2 separate regions of the Homo sapiens genome follow, and region 2 is linked to region 1. Evidence: chromatin loops called from intact Hi-C (ENCODE). Cell type or tissue: B cell. All regions are shown on one strand. Links, peaks and the distances in the headings refer to the core of each region. The heading gives the core; the rest is flanking DNA.

Region 1 (10,915 bases), core at 1,819-9,818:
ATACTGGCCAGGCACAATGGCTCATGCCTTTAATCCCAACACTTTGGGAGGCCGAAGTAGGGGGATCGCTTCAGCTCAGGAGTTCGAGACCAGCCTGGGCAATATAACAAAACTCCATCTGTACTAAACAACAACAACAACAAAATAGCCAGGTGTGGTGGTGCATGCCTGTAGTCATAGCTACTTGGGAGGCTGAGGCAGGAGGATCACTTGAGCCCAGGAGTTCAAGGCTGCAGCAAGCTATGATAGCACCACTACACTACAGCCTGGGCAAGAGTGAGACCCTGTCTCAAAAAAAAAAATAACAAAATAAAAATAAATAAAATGAAATAAAAATAAATCTAACAGCAATATTATGGAAATGTTCAAGGTTTTGAAGGAAAGGTCCTGGGTGATCTGAGACATGTATTAAGATCTGCCATGGTCAGAGAGATTAGGCAGGACTTCCCTGAGAAGCGGTATTTGAGCTGAGATCTGAAAATAAGTAGGAGGTAGTAGAGCATAAAGCCTGGTAGGCAGAGGGACACCTAATCTAGTACTTCCTAACAGTTACCCTTTTCACTGTCCTTGTCCTCTGTTTACACCAGCCACTTACCCAGTCCCCACCTGTTCTCATCCCAGGGTAGACAGGAATCACTTCTTGACATACCTGTAAACATTACTGGTGTAAGGTTTAGAAAGCTGAGCTGTACACAAAGCCCTGTGGCAGGAGAAACCCTGGTGATCTGATTGACCAGACAGAAGGCCAGTGTGACCAGAGGGCAGAAAGAAAGGAGAATAGTGAGAAATGAAGCTGAAGAGGTATGCAGAGGTTGACCACGTCCAGCATATTAAACATTATAAACATTAATCTGCGTGCATGCCTGTGTGCACACTATACTTGACCAAACTGTTTAGCCCTGTTGGAATTTTTTTTGTTTTAATAGGTTGTAGCTCACTGCAGCCTTGAACTCCTGGACTCAAGCAATCCTCCCACCTCAGCTTCCTGAGTAGCTGGGACTACAGGCATGCATCACCACACCCAGCTAATTTTTTTATTTTTTGTAGAGACAGAGTTTTGCCTTGTGGTCCAGGCTGGTTATTTTTAAATTTTTATTTATCTATTTTTGAGACAGGATCTCACTCTGTTGCCCAGGCTGGAGTGCAGTAGTGCGATCTCAGCTCACTGCAGCCTCTACCTCCTGGGTTCAAGCAATCCTCCCACCCTCAGACTCCCAAGTAGCTGGGACTACAGGCATATGCCACCATGCCTGGCTAATTTAAAATTTTTTTTGTACAGACAGGGTATCCCTATATTGCCCAGGCTGGTGTCAAACTCCTGGGCTCCAGCTATCTGCCTGCTTCAGCTTCACAAAGTGCTAGGATTGCAGGTGTGGGCCACCGAGCCTGGCCCAGGCTGGTTATCCTTTAAGTCCAAGATTAATGAGGTGTAACTGGCTCAGATGATGTGATTGCTGGTACCTATCCAAACAAACTCCAGCTTCATGTAGGAAACATTTGGCCAGAAGAGGGACAGTGAGCCCTCCAGAAAGACAGATGTGATGCTCAACTCACTCAAGAGTTCTCGTCTAGAATTGTGGTCCATTGTTTGTAGATAATGGGCAAAGTGGGTCACGCCTATAATTCCAGCACTTTGGGAGGCCAAGATGTGAGGATCACTTGAGTCCAGGAGTTTGAGACCAGTCTGGGCAACATAGCAAGACTCCATCTCTACAAAAAATGCAAAAATTAGCCAGGTGTGGTGGCTTGTATGTGTGTAAATCAAATTAATTACTTTGGGGAGGTTCTAAAATTATGAGTGATTAGTTTCTCTTGCTTTGAAATAAACTTAGGCCTAGAGTATAACTTTACTTAGAATTAAGGTGTTTGGGCCAGGTGTGGTAACTCACACCTATAATCCTAGGGCTATGAGAGGCCAAGGCAAAAGGATTGCTAGAGGCCAGAGGCCTGGGCAACATAGTGAAACCCTGTGTCTACAAAAGTAAAAATAAAAAAAATTAGCCAGTCATAGTTGCTCAGTCCTGCAGTCCCAGCTACTGGGGAGGATTGCTTGAGCCCAGGAATTTGAGGCTGCAGTTAGCTATGATTGTGCCACTGCACTTCAGCTTGGCCAACAGAGCAAAACTCTGTCTCTAAAAAATAAAAATAAATAAATAAAGGAATGGGAGAAAAGATGAGAAGAGAATGTAAATGGGATGATGACAACATTTTGGAAGCCAGAAAACAGATGGTGTTAGGTAACTAACAACAAAGCAGAAAAAGCTGAAACTTAGGCATGCAGGTGGGTAACCCAGAAGGAACCAAAATGGTTCATACACAGAACTCTGACCCTCTTAGACACCCCAGAGACTTTTGAAGGTGGGTTTGGGTGTGGTGCTGAAATGTAGAATTGGGTTGAAAGTTGGTACGAGGAGCAGTTGGATTCTTCAGTCTCTTCATCTAGCCCATGAAGCAGATGACTGCCCCTTCCCTCCCTTGGTGGAAGAACAGATTTCATGTTTAGTACTATATCAGTACTATCACTCGCCAAAAGAAAAAAAGGCACTGAAATGTATCTGAATTGTTTAAAACCCTAATAATTGTAGCTGTCAGGCACTCTGTTAGGTTCTAGTCCATAAAGATGAATAAAACATGGTCCTTATCTTTGAGAAACTCACAGGTTTTTTTAAACGTAGCTTTCAAGATACCAATAAAAACAAAAGCATATCATGAGGCATTGCATCCCTCTGTACAATGTCATAGACAGGAGTTCTGTATATGGAGACTTCTTTGAGGACTGGGTGGCCAAAAAAGGCTACCCTCCTTTGTGTAAAAGTTACATTTTGATGTTCTTGGTGATTCTCAAGGCAGTAAGGAGCCAATTTGGCTTGAATGCTGGTTTTTAGAAGGGAATAGGCAAAGATGCATTTGGAAAGGTAACTTGGCATTAATCTGGTAAGAAACATGGATTTCAGAGTAAGGTGTCCAGATTTTACCCTGTCATTGGAGATTTTTGCATAGGATGACAGAATAAAGTGATCTACCCTTTCTGTGTTTTAGGAAGAAGAAAATGACAGGTGCTAAGAGAGAGAGGAAAGGGTAAGACGGGCTGGGACCCTGTATCAGTCAGGGTTTCCAGCTGCAAGAAAGAAAAATGAATTCTTGCTAACAAAAGCAGAAAATAAAGTGGTTGAAATTAAACTGTGCAGTTCACAGTATTGATGGGAAATCTATAAAGAACAAGGCTCAGAAAATCCCTCCTACTGCCTGTTATCCACATATATCCTTCTTCCCATACTTAACTCTTCCAAAAAAAAATTTTCCTGTCCAGCACGCTTTGGACATCCCTTATACAAATGAAAATCACTTACTGCCTCCCTCAAAATAGCCTCAGATTTTAGCAGTCACTACATCCAGTTCCAAGCCCAGGGAGTCTTGTTGATGCCTATTCCTAGTTCTGCCCAGTCTTGTCTTGATATCTTTGTAGATTAGCTTGTAATGTTATCAATCACCAACACATATTTTTTTTTTTTTTTTTGAGATGGAATTTTGCTCTGTCACCCAGGCTGGAGTGTAGTGGCTCAATCTCAGCTCACTGCAACCTCTACCTCCCAGGTGGAAGCAATTCTTATGCCTCAGCCTCATGAGTGGCTGGGACCACAGGCACGCACCACCACGCTTGGCTAATTTTTGTATTTTTTTTTTTTAGTAGAAACGGGGTTTCACCATGTTGGCTGGGCTGGTCTCGAGCGCCTGACCTCAAGTGATCTGCCCGCCTCGGCCTCCCAAAGTTCTGGGATTACAGGCATGAGCCACCGTGCCCGGCCAACACATCATTTACTAAAAAAAAAAAGAGAGAGAGAGAAAAAAGAGAAATCAGTTAAGATATATGAATATATTTAGGAAAAATCAAGGAAAGAAATATGGAAAGAGGCTACCATTCTCATTTCCACAACTAATCAGAAGGCTGTGGGTATTTATGACTTCTGTCCTCTCTACTAGTTCTGTGGTCTCTTTGCCTTTAGGCAGAACCTCAGCTGGTCAGTATATGACCCAAATCTCATTTCTGAGAGATCCAAGCTTTTGGTGGTCCTGCCTGTTCAAGGGGTTAAAGATGTCTTTCATTAACTTTTAGTTCTGATCATGGTTTCATGAGGATGCACCCCAGGGGATCCCCTCTGTACCATCAATATGCCTCTTGACCCCAGTGTGTAACTACAATCTTATTTCTTCACAAAAATCAGGATTAATGACTCAATACCATAACTTACCATAACTTCTTTTTTCCCCGTTGATCTACTGCAGTGAGGAACCCAAAGTGGCCAGTGGCCATCTCACCCTAAACTGTTGTTCCTACTGGTGGAATATTTCTCACCAGCAGAGCTCAGAGTTGATGTAGTGGGGAGAATAATAGTTCCCAAAGATATCCACATCTTAATCCTCAAAACCTATGAATATGTTACATGATAAGAGGGAATTAAGGTTGCAGATGGAATTAAGGTTGCTAATTAGCTGGCCTGAAGATGGGAAAATGATCCTCTATTATCTAAGTGGGCCCAATGTAATCACCAGTGGTTACCTTCTAAAAGCAAGAGGGAGGCAGGAGAGTCAGTATTAGAGCACTCCATCATGGGAAAGATTCGACCAGCCATTGCTGGCTTTGAAAGGGGGGCCATGAGCCAAGAAATGTGGGTAACCTCCAGAAGTTAAAAAAGCCAAGGGAACAGGCAAGATTTGTCACCTAGGGCCTCCAAAAGTAACACAGCCCTGTCCACACCTTAATTTTAGCCCAGTGAGACCCATTTTGGATTTCTGCACTCCAGAGCTGTAAGATAATAAATATGTGTTGTTTTTTACTTTCCAAGTTTGTAGTAATTTGTTAAGGATACAAGTGTATTTTTTTTTTTTTTTGAGAAACTGTCCCACTCTGTTGGCCGGGCTGGCATGATCATGGCTCACTGCAGCCTCAACCTCCTGGGCTCAAGCAATCCTCCCACCCCTCAGCCTCCCAAGTAGCTGAGACTATAGGTATATGCCACCACACCCTGCTAATTTTTTGTACTTTTTGTTGGGACTGGATTTTGCCATGTTCCCCAGGCTGGTCTTGAACTCCTGGGCCCAAGAGATTCCCTTGCCTCAGCCTCCCAAAGTGCCGGGGTTACAGGTGTGAGCTACCACGCCCAGCCACAAGTGTAACTGTAATAGGTACCACCTCACCTATATATCTCATCCCCACCCTTGTATATTTTTGGTTATGAGAGAAATGCTCCACATCGTTGGTCACTATTTCAGAGCTTATGTCACATTCTGTAGGATACCACTCTAATCTTTTTTTTTCTTTCTTTCTTTGAGACAGAGTTTTGCTCTTGTCACCCAGGCTGGAGTACAATGGTGCGATTGCGGCTCACTGCAACCTCCAGCTCCTGGGTTCAAGCTATTCTTCTGCCTCAGCCTCCCGAGTGGCTGGGATTACGGGCATGTGCCAAACACGCTTGGCTAATTTTGTGTTTTTAGTAGAGATGGGGTTTCACCATGTTGGTCAGGCTGGTCTCGAACTCCTGACCTCAAGTGATCCACCCGCCTTGGCCTCCCAAAGTGCTGGGATTACAGGCGTGAGCCACCGTACCCGGCTGATACCGCTATGATCTTATGAGATGTTGTCTCCAGTTGGCAAAATAAAAACTAAGACCTCAGTAAGCCTATTCTATAAGACTAGCTGGAATATACAATAAAACTAAATAAGGAATCCCAGAAGAGTTGAATTGTGTATCCCAGCTGTCTTACTTCTTCCACCGTAAAAGTACTCCCTTGGCCAAAAGCATCATTGTGTGGGATGTCATGTTGAATGCCTTATGAGTCATTCAGTAAGTTTCTGGATGGTGCTGGCAAAAATACAGTGAGTAGGAAAAATATATAGAAATTTAAAGTAAGTTTCTTCTACAATGAAGATAAATTACTGCCCTGTCCATGAAGGAAGAGGTCCAAACTGGCAGTAGCAGGTCAATCTTAGTGTGAGAACGTCCACGTGATTGAGCCTTTACACTCAACATGCATTGCCTCCATCAGTGGTCCCATGGTCACTTTGTTCACAAGCTCATACAGCACACTCTGGTGTAACTAGGGGAAAGGGTGGATACCATCCATAGAGCAGTTCATCTTCTCTACCTGATTGTTGATAACCCTCTTCTACTCACGAGGCACAAATGTTCTCATTATAGTAGATTGGTTTTCTCAACATACGTTCTAAACTCCTTAGACTGGTTTTCTCAACATACATTCTAAACTCCTTCGTACCTTTCTATACTGAGAGTCTAGAAAGATAAAAGCTGTATTTCTCAGATCCTATTACAGTTATGGTTTCAGGTGTAATTGAGATTTTTGCCAATCAGGTATATTCCCATGAGACTTGAATGTGAAACCCAGTTAACTGAGTGATGTGGAGAAAGAGGCAGGATATGAAGTATTCACTTTGCTGCTGTGAATCATGACAGAGGAAGTGTGGTTCTGTGGTTACCGACGTGCTGATTTGCTGGTTTCCTGCAGTGGAAGCCATAGCTTACCCAAGCATAGCAGAATCAGTGAGATTCTGGGTGTGGGGAGTGCTCTTACAAGCTCCACCTAAAGCTTCTTCCCCTACCCCTTACAAATATTGTGTAAGCCACACGTGATCCCTGGTAATAACGCCCTTCTCCCTTAAATTAAGTAGAGTGGTATCTGTGGTCTGCAACTGAATCATGACAGATACTGTCACATTTGGGAACCATTTTAAGAAGTTCTTCCACATTATACTTCTCCAACTTCATTTTAATATCACTTCTAACTCCCTAATCATCTAGCCAAACCATTAACCTCAGACTCTTTTTTTTTTTTTTTTTTTTTGAGATGGAGTCTCGCTCTGTCACCCAGGCCGGAGTGCAGTGGCGCGATCTCAGCTCCCTGCAAGCTCTGCCTCCCAGGTTCACGCAGCTGGAACTACAGGTGCGTGCCGCCATGCCTGGCTAATTTTTTTGGGGTTTTTTTTGTATTTTTTAGTAGAGACGGGGTTTCACCATGCTAGGCAGGATGATCTCGATCTCCTGACCTCGTGATCCACCTGCCTCGGCCTCCCAAAGTGCTGGGATTACAGGCATGAGCCACCGGGCCCGGCCAAATCAGTGTAGACTCTTAACCTGTTTCTCCTTCTGGGAAAACTGGTCAGGTAGTTGTATTTCTTGAAGTCCTGACTATCCTCAGTGTCCTTCAGGGTCACCCTTGATTGGGGGCCACAGTATCACAGCAGCCCATTTCTTTCTAATGCCAGCACATTAGGTGAAGACAGCTACAAACTAATCATGACTTTATTCCACTGCAGTCTGGTAACAAGGCCCATTTCATTGGTTATAGTGGTAGATGAAATAGCAATGCAGCAGAAGTAGTGGTGTGGGTGCTAGGAGCCATTTGTGTTTTCAGGATCTGCTGTGGCCTCATTTTGTGTATGTCATTTCTACTTGATAATGGATCCATGTCCTAGGTATGAACCAGCTTTATACCTAGGAAGACCAGATGATAGCCAGTTCATGATTATGCTGTGATCATGCTGGGTTCCATGATCATGCTGTGTCCGTGGCCCAGCAGCAAGCTGAGAGCTGATTCTCAAAGAGAGAATATTTACCTGCCAAAAGGCATGCTCAGAGGGCCTCTGCTATGATTATTCTATCAGGACATGCCATAGATGATAAAGTACCTCAGTCTGCCACAAACACTTTGAACATTATAAGGATCGCAAGGACTAAGTTGCACTGCAGACTGGACCAGCTGGAGAACCTTTTCTTCCTCTGAATCTCACTCAAGTATGGCTTCATTTCAAGTGACCAGATAAGGAGGTCAGAGCAGTAACCCAAATATGATCAATGTTGTCTCTAAATTCACCTAAGTGATGTGACTCTTTTGGTTTAGGGGTAGGTAGCACAAGTAAAGCAACTTGTCCTTCATTTTGAAGGGAGCACCTGTATGCAAGATCACTAAACATCAAGAAATATCAGTGAAGTGAAAAGCCTTTGTACTTGAACCTCCCTACCTTCCGGTATACATATATTTCCTAAAGCGTGTAAGATACTTGCTATTTTTTACTCCATATGCCCTATTAGTTTGATGTCATGAGTTCAGTGGGCCAGCATATCTTGTGAGATGGTAAGATGGGTCAGGATCCCTATGTGCTAACTTGTAGCAGAGTCAGAAAGTTCATGTAACCATGAGACAGTGTAGATTGATGTGTGTTATATCTGTTGTTTTCTGCTATTAAGCCAAAGAAAAATACTTCACTGGATTAATGTCTTCCTTTTCAATTGCATTTATTTGTTTATTTATTTATTTTACCTTCTTGCCTTCATCAATGTCTTGTTTGTATTTCGTACTTTTCTCTCTCTCTCTCTCTTTCTCTTTCTTTTCATTTTTTAAGAGATAGGGGCCGGGTGCAGTTGCTCATACCTGTAATCCCAGCACTTTGGGAGGCCGAGGCAGGTGGATCACCTGAGGTCAGGAGTTCAAGACCAGCCTGGCCAATATGGTGAAACCCCGTCTGTACTGAAAATACAAAAATTAGCTGGGTGTGGTGGCAGGCACCTGTAATCCCAGCATTTTGGGAGGCTGAGGCAGGAAAATTGCTTGAACCCAAGAGGTGGAGGTTGCAGTGAACTGAGATCAAACCACTGCACTCCAGCCTGGGTGACAGAGCAAGACTCTATCTCAGAAAAAAGAGAGAGAGAGAGAGAGAGAGAGATGGGGTATTCTGTGTTGCCCAGGCTGGTCTCAAACTCCTGGGCTCAAGTGATCCTCCCACCTCAGCCTCCCGAAATGCTGGGATTATGACTGTGAGCCACCATGTGTGGCATCCCTTTCTTTTCACTAACACTCTCTCAAAATAGATGTAACCATTCTTCTGACTTCTAATATCCTTGATCAGTTTTTCTGATTCTTGAACTTCATACACTGGCAGTGTATAAGCACTATACCTGCTCCAGATTCTTGCCAAATATTGGTATTGTCAGGTTTTCTTTTTAATGTAAGCCTTTCTAGTAGATGTAGTACTGTTCTGTGTTTTCTTAGATTCAATTCTGTATTTGTGTATTTGGTATCCATTAATCATAGGGCCAAACTGCCAGCCAAAGTTGTTTACATGTCCCCTGGATCCAGCTTTCACAAGCACACAAAAATCCTCCAACAAATCCTGACATAGAAAACTGTGTTTTCTTAGCAGATGTGATCGTATAGTTTTGTAACCTCATTACTATTATAAATGTAAATAATTCTCATACTTTCTCACCTCTAGAGGGAGCTTCTTTCACAGTTATTCTTGTTCTTTGGCAGCAGTTTAAATGAGGCCAGACTCAATCTCTTTTTGAAAATAAACCTAGCAGAGTTAGGGGTCTTTAGGTTTTCCATCATGCCAATCACTCTCTTCTCATTTGAAGAGACAGTATGAATACTATAAGTATTCACAAACATAGAAATACTGGGCCAGGTGCAGTGGCTCACACTTGTAATCCCAGCACTTTGGGAGGCCAAGGTGGGTGGATCACCTGAGGTCAGGAGTTCGAGACCAGCTTGACCAATATGGTGAAACCTTATCTTTACTAAAAATACAAAAATTAGCCGTGCATGGTGGTGCCTGCCTGTAATCCCAGCTACTCAGGTGGCTGAGGCCCGAGAATCACTTGAACCTGAGAGGCAGAGGTTGCAGTGAGCTGAGATTGCGCCACTGCACTCCAGCCTGGGCGACAGAGTGAGACCCCGTCTCACAACAAACAAACAAAGAAACAAACAAACAAAAAAACACAGTAGGTTTATTTTGAAAGTAATTTTCCCAGGACAAGAGTTTTACATGACCTCCTTTTCAAAGTATACTTCCAATGAATTCACATTAATAGAAAACAGTACAGAGTAAGTTGATAATTATGAATCGTCAGCAAGTCTCCATTTTGCACAAATGGAAATGGAGAAAACAAGATTGATATTTTCCTAAATGTTTTCAATTTAACGCTGCATCATATCAGAGTCTTGGAATTCATTTTATAAAGTGAAAGGATATTTCTCTCTCTGTTGCTTCAAGGAAGAGGGAACATTTTCATTTCCTTTGTAGACACGTTTTTGTTAATTTTTGACACTTGCTTTTTTATAGCCAGTCTCTGAAATGTCATTAGGTAGCATTAAATAGTAAATTCAAGCCTTTAGATCTCAATTTAACTGGCTGAAATGAAGAAAGAAATGGAAGGCTTTTATTAAATAGAGAACATGGCCAGGCATGATGGCTCATGCCTGTAATTCTAGCACTTTTGGAGGCTGAGGTAGGAGGATTGCTTGAGCCCAAAAGTTCAGGACCAGCCTGGGCAACATGGCAAGATTCTATCTTTACAGAAAAATTTAAAAATTAGCCTGGCATGGTGGCACATGCCTATGGTCCCAGATACTTGAGAGGCTGAGGCAGTGGGGATCACTTGAGCCCAGGAGGTAGAGGCTGCAGTGAGCCAGTGAGCTATGATTGCACCCAGGCACTCCAACCTGGGTGACATAGAGATACCCTGTCTCAAAAAAAAAAAAAAGAACATATAGCAGGAATCTTCCATATTAATCTTCCACACTAGTAAATCTCTTCTTCATCTTTTTATTGATTTCCTTGAGATATGCAGAAATCTTATCTCAAAAATTACCTGAGTGTGATATATCTATGCCATGGACTACTGCTCAGCAACGAAAAGGAATGAACCACTGAAACATGCAACAGTGCAGATGAATTTCTAAAACACTGTGCTGAGGGAAAGATGTTAGGCACAAAGATCTATCCTGTATGATTCCATTTATATGAAACTCCAGGCTGCGTGCAGTGGCTCCTGCCTGTAATCCCAGCATTTGGGGAGGCCAACCTGGAGAACTGCTTGAGGCCAGGAGTTTGAGATCAGCC
Region 2 (10,915 bases), core at 1,598-9,597, 71 kb before region 1:
CAGCACCTGCCTGCATATGGTGCTGTCCTCTTTCAAAAGCCATGCTCATTCCAGAGTGCCCCACCCAGGCGCCCAAGAGTCTGCCTTCTACAGGCCCAGAGCTGAGCCCCCTCTGACTCCACCTCCTGCCCCATCCCTATGTGTATTAGGGACTATCTGCTTCCTTCTCCTGCTTCCTTTTCATCCTCCCAGGGGCTCACGTACCCACCATCCCAACCCTGTTAGCAACTCAATCCTCAGGAAACTTGAGCTGATATAGGAGCTGGCCACAGCACGGGTGTCAGGTGTTGGGGAGCACAGTGTCATTGCCTACTTCAGGGAATGGAGGGAAAGAACAGGGACCAGAGGAGAAAAGTTGAAGAATATGAGAGGCTGGCCTTATCCCAATGACTCCTCTCCTTTAGATCATTCCTTCCATGGCCCTGGCCTGGGACAGACCTAAGTTCCTGGCCAGCTTTGCCTCTGACTAGCTTTGTGGATGGACAGTCATTTGCCCTGTCTGGATCTCACTTTCCTCACCTGTAACACACGAGGAGAGGGGATAATGCCATCTGCCCAATTAACCTCTTTTTTTTTTTTTTTTTTTTTTTTTGAGATGGAGTCTCGCTCTGTTGCCCAGGCTGGAGTGCAATGGCATGACCTTGACTCACTGCAACCTCCGCCTCCTGGGTTCAAATGATTCTCCTGCCTCAGCCTCCCAAGTAGCTGGGATTACAGGCATGAGCCACCACACCTGGCTAATTTTTGTATTTTTAGTAGAGATGGGATTTCACCATGCTGGCCAGGCTGGTCTCGAACTCCTGACCTCATGATCCACCTGCCTCGGCCTCCCAACAATTTACCTCTTAACTCAGCAGCTCACATGAGGGAATAGAAAGAAAGAAAGAAAAAAAAAGCGGGGAGTAGATAGAGAAGACTTTGCCAAGAATGAAGTTGTGAGAATGTGAAGCAGAGGGCTGGATAGGAGACTGCCACCTGGCCCAACCTCCGCTCCAGCTTGGGGAAGGGTCGGGAGGAGGACTGGGAGGAGCTGAGCCCAGCCTTACTTTTCTTGCCTTGGGGGAGGCCAGTCCTTGGCCTGGGAGGGCTGAAGCTGCTGGGGCTGAGAGGAGTGGTGCAGCCAGGGCTGGGAGTGGGGGGATTGTACAAGTAGGAGCCTACACCACCAATGTTCACCCCTGAAGAGAGAATAGGGGAGGTCAGGCTTGAGCCCCCAGCTCCCAGCCACAAGGAGGGTTCTGCTGACCCATGGCCCCTTAAGGCTGGTACTTACCCCTGGGTCCAAAGAGAGCCCCATAGCATGGCTTGTGGCAGTATGGCCTCCCATTGTGCTGGGCACAAGCAGAGGGAAGTGGGTTACTCAAGGCCAGCGGGAGCCATGCCCCACAGGCCTTCACCCCAGACAGGCTGCCAGGTGTGTCTGTCCACTGGCTGAGTCTGGTGGGCCTGGGAGGGGTGGGGGATGGGCTGGCATGCCAGCATTTCCACTGTGGTCAAGGGAGGAAGAGCAAGAGCAGCTCAGAAGGTGACGCTGCTTCCCACTCACCCTGATCCCCAAAACCATGGGATCCACAGTCACGACCCAGGTTCCCAAATTCCTGGCTGGTGTGGGGTCCACCAGGTGGGCGGCCTTGGGGTTGGCTACTGAGGTTCCCTTTGGCAGGCCTCCAGTGCTGAAGTTGGGGGCTGGTGCCTGGGGGGTGGGAGGCAGTGATGTAAACAGGGCAGTGCTCCCTGGCCAGGTCTTACCTCTGCATGCCCGCCAGGGGACAGGATGCTGTGGCAGCGCTCACATTTCAGGCAGAAGCGGTGCCAGTTCTTGCCCAGGGAGCTCACCTTCTCAGCTGTGGAGGACAAAGTGGAACCGAGCTGCGAGGAGCCTGTCCAAGCATAGGGCCCCTCCTTTCCCTCTTCGGCCCTCTAGGGAATTAGGTTGGCCTGCCCTGCTTCCTGGAGATGAGTGTCTCCAGGAGGCCAGCTCCATCCCGCTCCGGTTTCACACTCCCCACAGAGCTCTCAGAGGAAGGGAGAAGACCCGAGTGGGAGCGGGTGGTGCGGAGACTACCAGCCGCTGCAGGTGAAAAGGGTGTCTGGGACTACACTGTGGCTAGCCCTCCGCGTCCTCAGGGAATCCAGCGGCTCCCATTCGCCCCATCTTCTCCCCCTCCGCAGCCCGGGCCTCACCGAAGAAAACAGGTTGCTGGCAACGCGGACAGGTCCAGCTCATAGCTCCGCTCCAGGCAGCGCACGCGGCACACAGTAGGTACGCCGCTGCGGCTCAGTTCCGCCCCCTCCGCAGGCTCCACCCACGGCTCAGCTTTGAGCCTCCCTGGGCGGAATCCGCGGTTCCTCGGCGCTCATTGGTTATCAGAAATTTAGAACCACTCCACTTGGGAGACAAAGGGCTATTTCGCTGTTACTTCAAAGAGCATTAAAGCCTCGGTCAGACCCACGGGGAGGAGAGAGGATCTTGAAGCCGTGGACTCCAGACTAGGAAGGCACATGTGTAACGAAGACACCTGGACAGGGAGCTCTACTAGTTTCTGGAGCGGTAAGGACAGGAAAAATGTCCACAGTGCAGACATCATTAAAACACTACTCTCTCCAAAGCGAGGGAGTAGGCATTCTTTGAAATGCAAAATTCCACCTTGGCAGTATAGCAAGTGGTTGAAAGCAACAAAATCTGGAGCCCGTCTCTGGTACCCTACTCTTTGACTTCAGGCAAATTACTGAACCTCCCTCTCTGCCTCCATTTTCTCATCTGTGCAATGAGTATGATAACAGTCTCTGCCTCATAGGATTGTTATGAGAGTTAAATAGGTTAATACATGTAGAGTGCCCAAACAGCGCCTGGCATGTAAACGCTGTAACAGCTATAGCTATCACTATGATGGATCCCTTAATGAACTCAAGACTCGGTTTGGAAGCCTCAGAACATGGTCTGTATACAATCGTTTACTCCTAAAGCTGTAGGGTGGCTGGACACAGTGGCTGACACCTGTAATCCCAGCACTTTGGGAGGCCAAGGTGGGCGGATCGCCTGAGGTCAGGAGTCCAAGACCAGCCTGGCCATCGAGGCGAAACTGCGTCTCTACTAAAAATACAAAAATTAGCTGGGCGTGGTGGCGCATGCCTGTAATCTCAGCTACTCGGGAGGCTGAGGCAGGAGAATCGCATGAACCGGGAGGTGTGGAGGTTGCAGTGAGCCGAGATCGCACCACTGTACTCCAGCCTGGGGGACAAGAGCGAGACTCCATCTCAAAATAAATAAATAAATAAAAATGAAAACCAACTACACATTTCTAATCTGGTTTGCTTTAAAATTTTTAAATATTTGTGTTTTTAATGAATGTATTTATTTGAGGCAGGGTCTCTGTTGCCCAGGCTGGAATGTAGTGGTGCATCGTAGCTCACTGCAGTCTCCACCTGCCCGGCTCAAGCGATCCTCTCACTTTAGCCTCTGGAGTAGCTGGGACTACAGACACATGCCACCACACCTGGCTAATTTTTGTATTTTTTGTAGAGATGGGGTTTTGCCATGTTGCCCAGGCTGGTCTCGAATTTCTGGGCTCAAGCGATCCACCTGCCTGGGCCTCCCTAAGTGCTGGGATTACAGGTATATGCCCCCATGCCCAGATAAATATTTGTTAAAAGTAGTTCAATAGACTCTCTGGCACCATTAAAGAGATCCTGGGGACTGCCCAGTCTGTGGGCTGTAATGTTGATGGCCGCCACCCTCATGACATCATAGATGATATCAACAGTGGTTCTGTGGAATGCCCAGCCAGTTAAGCACAAAGGAAAATATTTCAATAAAGGATCATTTGACAACTGGTGGAAAAAAAAAAAAGTAGTTCAATAGTGCTTCAAAGGATATTTCAAGAAATTTAAATCCAGAGAATGGAAGAAATATTTGCAAATCTGATAAGGATCTAGTAACCAGATTATATAAATAACTTATAATGCAATAACAAAAAGACAACCCAATTAAAAGTGAGCAAAGTATTTGAATAGATGTTTTTCTAGAGATACACAAATGGCCAATAAGCACATGAAGAGATGCTGAATATCAATAGTCATTAGGGAAATGCAAATTAGGACCACAATGAGATACCATTTTATACTGACTAGGATGGTTATAATTAAAGAGACAAATATTGGCAAGAATGTGGCAAAATTGGATCCCTCATACATTGTTGGTGGCAACATAAAATGGTGTGGCCACATTGGACAACAGTCTGGCAGTTCCTCAAAAAGTTAAACATAGAGTTACCATATGACTCAGCAATTCCACTTCCAGGTTTATACCCAGGTATATAAGAGAAATGAAAACATATGTCTATACAAAAACTTGTACATGAATGTTCATAGCAGGACTATTTACAATAGTCAAAAGGTAGAAACAGCCCAAAAGTTCATTAACTGATAATGGATAAACAATATGTAGTATATCTGTATGATAGAATATTGCTCAACTGTAAAAAAGAATGTAATACTGATGCATGTTACAACACAGGTAAACCATAAAAACATTAAGTAAGAAAAGCAAGACACAAGAGGCCACATATCATATGAATCAATTCATATGAAATATTTAGAATAGGTAAATCCACAGAGACAGACAGTAGATTAGTGGTTGGCCAGTCAAGGAGATGGAATTGGAAATGTCCACTAATGGGTTCGAAGCTTCTCTATGGGAAGATAAAAATGTTCTGGAATTAGATAGCAGTAATGTTTGTACAACCTTGGAAATATACTAAAAAGCATGAACTGTAGACTTTAAAAAGGCGAATTTTATGGTATATGCGTAATGTCTTAACAACAACAACAACAACAACAATAGAACCTGAAGAAAACTAAAGAAAAAAGGCGGCCAGAAGTGGTGGCTTACGCCTGGTCCCAGCACTTTGGGAAGCTGAGGCAGGTGGACCACTTGAGCCTAGGAGTTAGAGACCAGCCTGGGCAACATGGCGAACCTCATCTCTACAAAAAATCAGCTGGGCTTGGTGGCATGTGCCTGCGAGGCTGAGGTGAGAGAATCACCTGAGCCCGGGAAGTTGAGGCTGTAGTGAGCTGAGATCACGCCACTGCACTCCAGCCTGGGCAACAGAGTGAGACTGTCTCAAAAAAAAAAAAAAAAAAAGGCAGGGGGACTGGGGGGAAAGGTAGCCAATGAAGAGCTGGAGGGAAGAGCTGATAAACTTGTGCCAGTGTCCCAGCAGAGGAGACAATAATCAATCCCTCTATGAAGGATGGAAGTGAAACCGAGTTTTCTTGAGTAAGTTCCTTTGTTACATCAAATCCGTTGAGGAAGGGCTTGCACCAAATTCATCAATGGACTGCAGTGCTGTGCTCTGCTAGGTGAAAGGCGCACTGTCTTAAGTGTCTCCTCTTGGGACATCAGTTCCTTCATCTGGGTAATGGGGTAGGGACTGGGGTCTATGAACTTCCACTGGATATTCCTGTTCCTGAATTGTCTCCATCAATCCTTTTTACTTATAACACTTGTTTTATCATTCTTAAGTTCTAAGGGTAGAAGCCTTCCACACTGTAATTTTTCTACACTTTCTCATTATTTGTTTCTTGTTTCAGGGAATATTTCAAGATGCTTAGTTTTATAACTGTTTCTTGAAAGGCTTCTTCTTTAACAAATTTGAAAAATATTAGTTTTAGCTTCCACTGAATTTTCCTGTCTTGTTTCTGCCTCTCATTTCTTGTTTTTTTTTTTTCTTTTCTTTTTTTTTTTTTTTTTTGAGACAGAGTCTCGCTCTGTTGCCCAGGCTGGAGTGCAGTGGTGCGTTCTCGACTCACTGCAACCTCTGCCTCCTGGGTTCAGGTAATTCTCCTGTCTCAGCCTCCTGAGTAGCTGGGACTACAGGTGCGCGCCACCACGCCCAGCTAATTTTTGTATTTTTAGTAGAGACGGGGTTTCACCATGTTGGCCAGGCTGGTCTCGAACTCCTCCTGACCTCAAGTGATCCATGTGCCTCGGCCTCCCAAAGTGCTGAGATTACATGTGTGAGCCACCGTGCCTGGCCTAAAAATTATTTAAAAAAGAAATGAAGCCGGACGCGATGGTTCACGCCTGTAATCCCAGCACTTTGGGAAGCTGAGGTGGGTGGATCGCTTGAGGTCAGGAGTTCGAGACCAGCCTGGCCAACATGGTGAAATCCTGTCTCTACTAAAAATACAAAAATTAGCCAGGCATGGTGGTGCACGCTTGTAATCCCAGCTACTCGGGAGGCTGAGGCACAAGAATTGCTTGAACCTGGGCGGAAGTTGCAGTGAGCTGAGATCACACCATTGCACTCCAGCCTGGGCAACAGAGTGAGACTCAGTCTCAAAAAATAATAATTTTTAGTTTTTGTGGTTACCTAGTAGTGAGATTGCTACATCGTATATTGCTATGCTCTATTTTTAGATTTTGAGGAACCTCTAAACTCTTCTCCACAGTGGCTGTACTAATTTACATTCCCATCAACAGTGTATGAGTGTTCCCTTTTCTCTACATCCTTGCCAGCATTTCTTATTGCCTCTCTTTTGGATAAAAGCCATTTTAACTTGGGTGAGATGTTATCTGTTTTGATTTGTATTTGTATGATCAATTATGTTGATGATCTTTTCATATACCTGTTTGCCACTTGTACATCTTCGAGTCATTAGTTTCTTCTTGGAGGAAGAAGCTACAGGTTTACTGACTTTTGCTCCCTATGGCTCTCAGAGAGAAGTACCCACTTCAGGAGGTTGGGAGGACTGCATTGGTATGTTTATTCTTAGATATGCTGCCTCCTCAAGGAAGGCTAATTTCATCTTCCCAGGTTCTCAGAACTTCCAGGACACATCAAATAATCCTTTTCCAAGGTTCTCTAGCACTTTCTGTCTTGGATTACCTTGTGTGCTTGCCTCATCTGCCTGGGCAGGTCATCTTTACCCCAGCATCTAGCACAGGGCCCAACACAAAGGAACAAACCTTGCGGTGTGAGTCCCATGTTGCTTTCACATAGCTTGCAATCAGTCAGTGGCGCAAATGCTTTACTGCTCCCCACATCTTGTAGGGCCTTTATTGTATGGCCTAATCTCACAATATGCTTCGGCTCTTCTATTTCAGTGCTTAGGAAAGACTAGTTGAGGCTCCACCCTTCCAAACACTTGCACTATGCATTTGCAGGTACAGCAAATTACAGTAGTCCACTTTTCTTCTTTGCCTGGTTTCCATTATTGACTCGAACAGAAGCTATGTAAAGAATAACTGGGAAAACACATTTCTTGTAGGAATGCATTTGAGTTACTGACAGTGGATGTTTTGAAGAACAGTTGGTGTGACTAAAGTCTCTAAAATGATATTTTAATAAATACTACAGATGGGTAAGTCCACCTCAAAGAAGGTATTACTCAATTGTTAAGGTGCAGTTTGTGTCATCTCCCATTAGAGGCAGGCCTCTTTCTCACAAAGACCACTGTTCCCTTAGTGCCCGCCCTGCCTTTTTCCTGCACAGACCTCTGTTACAGTATCTGTAACATTGTATGACACTTGTTTACTTGTTTGACTTTGACAGAACTGATGGAGAATTATCTGTGTATCTTTAACAGTGAGTGCAGTATAGGTAATCAGTAAATGATAGCTATTATTATTAAACTCTCCCACTAACTTTACTTCATGTTTTTAAGCTCTATTATTAGGTACATAAATGTTTCAGGATTGTGTTTGCTCGAGGAATTAACCGTTTGATTAGTGTTGTTAGAAAAGCTGAAGAAACAAGCTTTTCCATTCTAGGTGAGTAAGTGGTCCCGTAGAGATAGTGACTTCTAGTCCCTGGAGGGCTGTCACATGGAAAAGGCATTAGGGGTACTACCAAGACCCCTGGAGAGAGAACACAGGGAAGCAGATTTGGATTAGGTCCCCTCCAAAACCCTTTTAATAGAGCCCCAATATAGAGTGGCTGCTTCAGACAGTGGTGAGCTTCCTGTTTCTGGACACAATACTGGACAATAAACCAACTGATCCTCAGTGTTGCAGAAGGTATCCAAATATCATATGCAGATAGAACTTTAAAGCCTCTTCATGATTTAACAATTATGATTCTGTGATTCCTTTCCCAAAAAGGAGCTTGAAACTTGTGTTAGAAAGAGGGCATTACTAGAGCTGATGAAGGGTAGAAATGTTACATTCCCAATTGTATAAAAAAGAAAGTGGCTTGGTAAGGTTACGAAATTAGTAAAACATTTGGCCAGGTGCGGTGGCTCATGCCTGTAATCCCAGCACTTTGGGAGGCCGAAGTGGGAGGATCACCTGAGGTTAGGAGTTCGAGACCAGACTGTCCACCATGGTGAAACCCCGTCTCTACTTAAAATACAAAAAACTTAGCTGGGCGTGGTGGCAGGTGCCTGTAATCCCAGCTACTCAGGAGGCTGAGGCATGAGAATTGCTTGAACCTGGGAGGTGGAGGTTGCAGTGAGCCGAGATCGCACCACTGCAGTCCAGCCTGGACGACAGAGCAAGACTCAGTCTCAAAGAAAAAGAAAAAAAGAAATGTGTAAAACATCATACAGACCCAAGCATTCTGACTCTTGAGCCCATACTCTTTCCACTCTATACCCCCCTAAGCATGGTTTTTGCCCATGTGTTTCAACCTGAAAAGACACTACACTTGTCTGCACAGCACCTCCATACCTGAAGATAAGAGGGCCTATCCAGGAAAATAATGGGTTGAGATGCAAGGGGCAGGGAAATGTCATTAAAACCTTTCCATGATTTCTCAGTATCCTCAAGACAGGACCCTCCACTTTTCCAGTCTTCTAGCCATTTCTCCTGTTGCATCGACCCCTCCATCCACATCAAATGAGCTTCTTGAATCTGTTAAGTTCTATTCTGCCTCAGGGCTTTTGCAAAGGCCATCTTTTCTGAGAATTCACTTCCCCAGTATCTTCACCTCATCAATTCCTACCTAACCTCAGCTCCCCCTCAACTACTCCACACCAGGTTATTGACCCCAAGCACTGTTTCTATACCACCATCCTCTCCTGGAGGGTAGAGGGGGCCCAAACTATGACAGCTGTGTTTTCCCTGAGTGCTGAACCAAATAAGAAATAAAAGACAAACAGAGATCCTTTATTATTATTATTATTACTATTTTGAGACAGTCTCATTCTGTTGCCCAGGCTGGAGTGCAGTGGCATGATCTCAGCTCACTGCAATCTCTGCCTCCCAGGTTCAAGTAATTCTCCTGCCCCAGCCTCCCTAGTAGCTGGGATTACAGGAGTGTGCCACCATGCCCGGCTAATTTTTGTATTTTTAGTAGAGACAAGGTTTCACCATGTTGGCCAGGCTGGTCTTGGACTTTTGACTTCAAGTGATCCACTCACCTTGGCCTCTCAAAGTGCTGGGATTACAGACATGAGCCACCACCCAGCCCATCATCTTTATTATTGATAAAGGACAGGTTGTAGTTTAGAAAGTGAAATAAATATGGTAACTTCCTGCCTACCTCCTCCACTCCAATCTGGGCTTTGTCTGCCCCCTTAGTCTGTGAGATCCATGAGAGCAGGGACCAGGCTGCTTTGCCAACCATTGCATATATTTCCAGTGCCTTGCTCAAATCTCTGGCACATAGTGCTCAACAAATACTTGCTGGTGAATGAATGTTACATGTTATATACAAGTCCCCCTGAGTGTGATAGATGAGTGCTAGTGAGAGATGTGGGAATAAGAGGGGACTGGTAGAGGTTGAGAGTTGGTAACAACGAGTGTCCTGGAGTGAAGGAAGTTCAGCTGCCTAGGAATAAGGTCTCAGGAATTTGTTTCCTTTTTTCCTTCAAGAGACAGGATCTTGCTCTGTCACCCAGGCTGGAGTACAGGTCACAGCTCACTGTAACCTGGAACTCCTGGGCTCAAGCAATCCCCCCATCAGTCTCCTAAGTAGCTAGGACTACAGCCATGTGCCACTGTACCTCGCTAATTTTTTATTTTTTGTAGAGATGGGGTTCCACTACGTTGCCCAGGCTAGTCTTGAACTCCTGGCCTGAAAAGATCCTCCTGCCTTGGCTTCCCAAAGCGCTGTGAGTCACTGTGCCCCGCCAGGAGTTTTGTTTCTCAATATACATGAGGATCAACATGTATGATACAAAACAGAAAATATAACTTAACTGATCCTGATTATAAATAGTAGGTAACTAATTAAGTAAATAGAGAACTGAAAATTTGCTTTTGGTAGCAAACAAGTCCCACCAATTGTAGTCATTCATAAGAACTTACTAATTAAGCTTAATTAGCATGTGGCACAATTATGTCTATCATTAATTATGTGGCAAATAAGAGAATGTGGGGAAGTGTTATGTAAACTATAAAGCAACCTTATAAATAAGGCTGCTATTATGTGTCAGGTTAGCTTTGCAGTGAATTTGATTACAACAACAAACTCCACCCATTTATGTCTTTGTAGGCTTGTTCAAGTACATGGTCATATGCCTGTGACTTTTTTTTTTTTTTGAGACAGAGACACACCCTGTAACCCAGGCTGGAGTGCAATGGCGTGATCTTGGCTGGCTGCAACCTCTGCCTCCCGGGTTCAAGCAATTCTCCTGCCTCAGCCTCCCAAGTAGCTGGGATTACAGGCATGCACCACCATGCCTGGCTAATTTTTTGTATCTTTAGTACAGATGGGGTTTCACTTTGTTGGCCAGGCTGGTCTTGAACTCCTGACCTTGTGATCTGCCCACCTTGACCTCCCAAAGTGCTGGGATTACAGGCGTGAGCCACTGTGCCCGGCCATGCCTGTGACTTTTAAGGCATTACCCAGAACTTTGTTCTTAGATAACTCTTTTGAAAGGGAAATCACTCAGTTCTGGTAAGTTAATGAAAAATCAGTCTTATTTCTTTATAGTTGTGTTTCTTAATCCTTACTACCCATAAACCTTT

What was found. A loop is a pair of places that touch in the nucleus more often than their neighbours do. Peaks named below come from ENCODE experiments on the same cell type or tissue, not always from the same donor. Only the 100,000 strongest peaks of a DNase experiment are listed, where the experiment ranks them.
Region 2: a loop joins it to region 1, with 5 times the contacts of the local background. A loop is called at or near these places in 10 of 110 quality-filtered maps.

The regions. Positions count from the first base shown.
Region 1 is chr6:43,377,409-43,388,323 of GRCh38, forward strand. No RefSeq gene overlaps it. Among named protein-coding and RNA genes, the nearest start is that of ZNF318, 13 kb to the left of the region's middle. RefSeq lists an enhancer at 6,091-6,270. In B cell, for the core only: CTCF peaks have their summits at 9,270 (motif pointing right) and 9,470; DNase peaks (open chromatin) are centred at 6,553 and 9,273; H3K4me3 peaks cover 2,236 bases; H3K27ac peaks cover 2,216 bases.
Region 2 is chr6:43,306,566-43,317,480 of GRCh38, forward strand. CRIP3 (cysteine rich protein 3) reads right to left here and starts at 2,261. Exons shown (of 8, transcript NM_206922.3): 1 at 2,185-2,261; 2 at 1,750-1,844; 3 at 1,274-1,331; 4 at 1,047-1,178. The coding sequence starts at 2,227. It also overlaps the pseudogene RPL12P47. RefSeq lists an enhancer at 921-1,778. In B cell, for the core only: a CTCF peak has its summit at 1,769 (motif pointing right); DNase peaks (open chromatin) are centred at 1,816, 2,256 and 6,496; H3K4me3 peaks cover 1,125 bases; H3K27ac peaks cover 1,717 bases.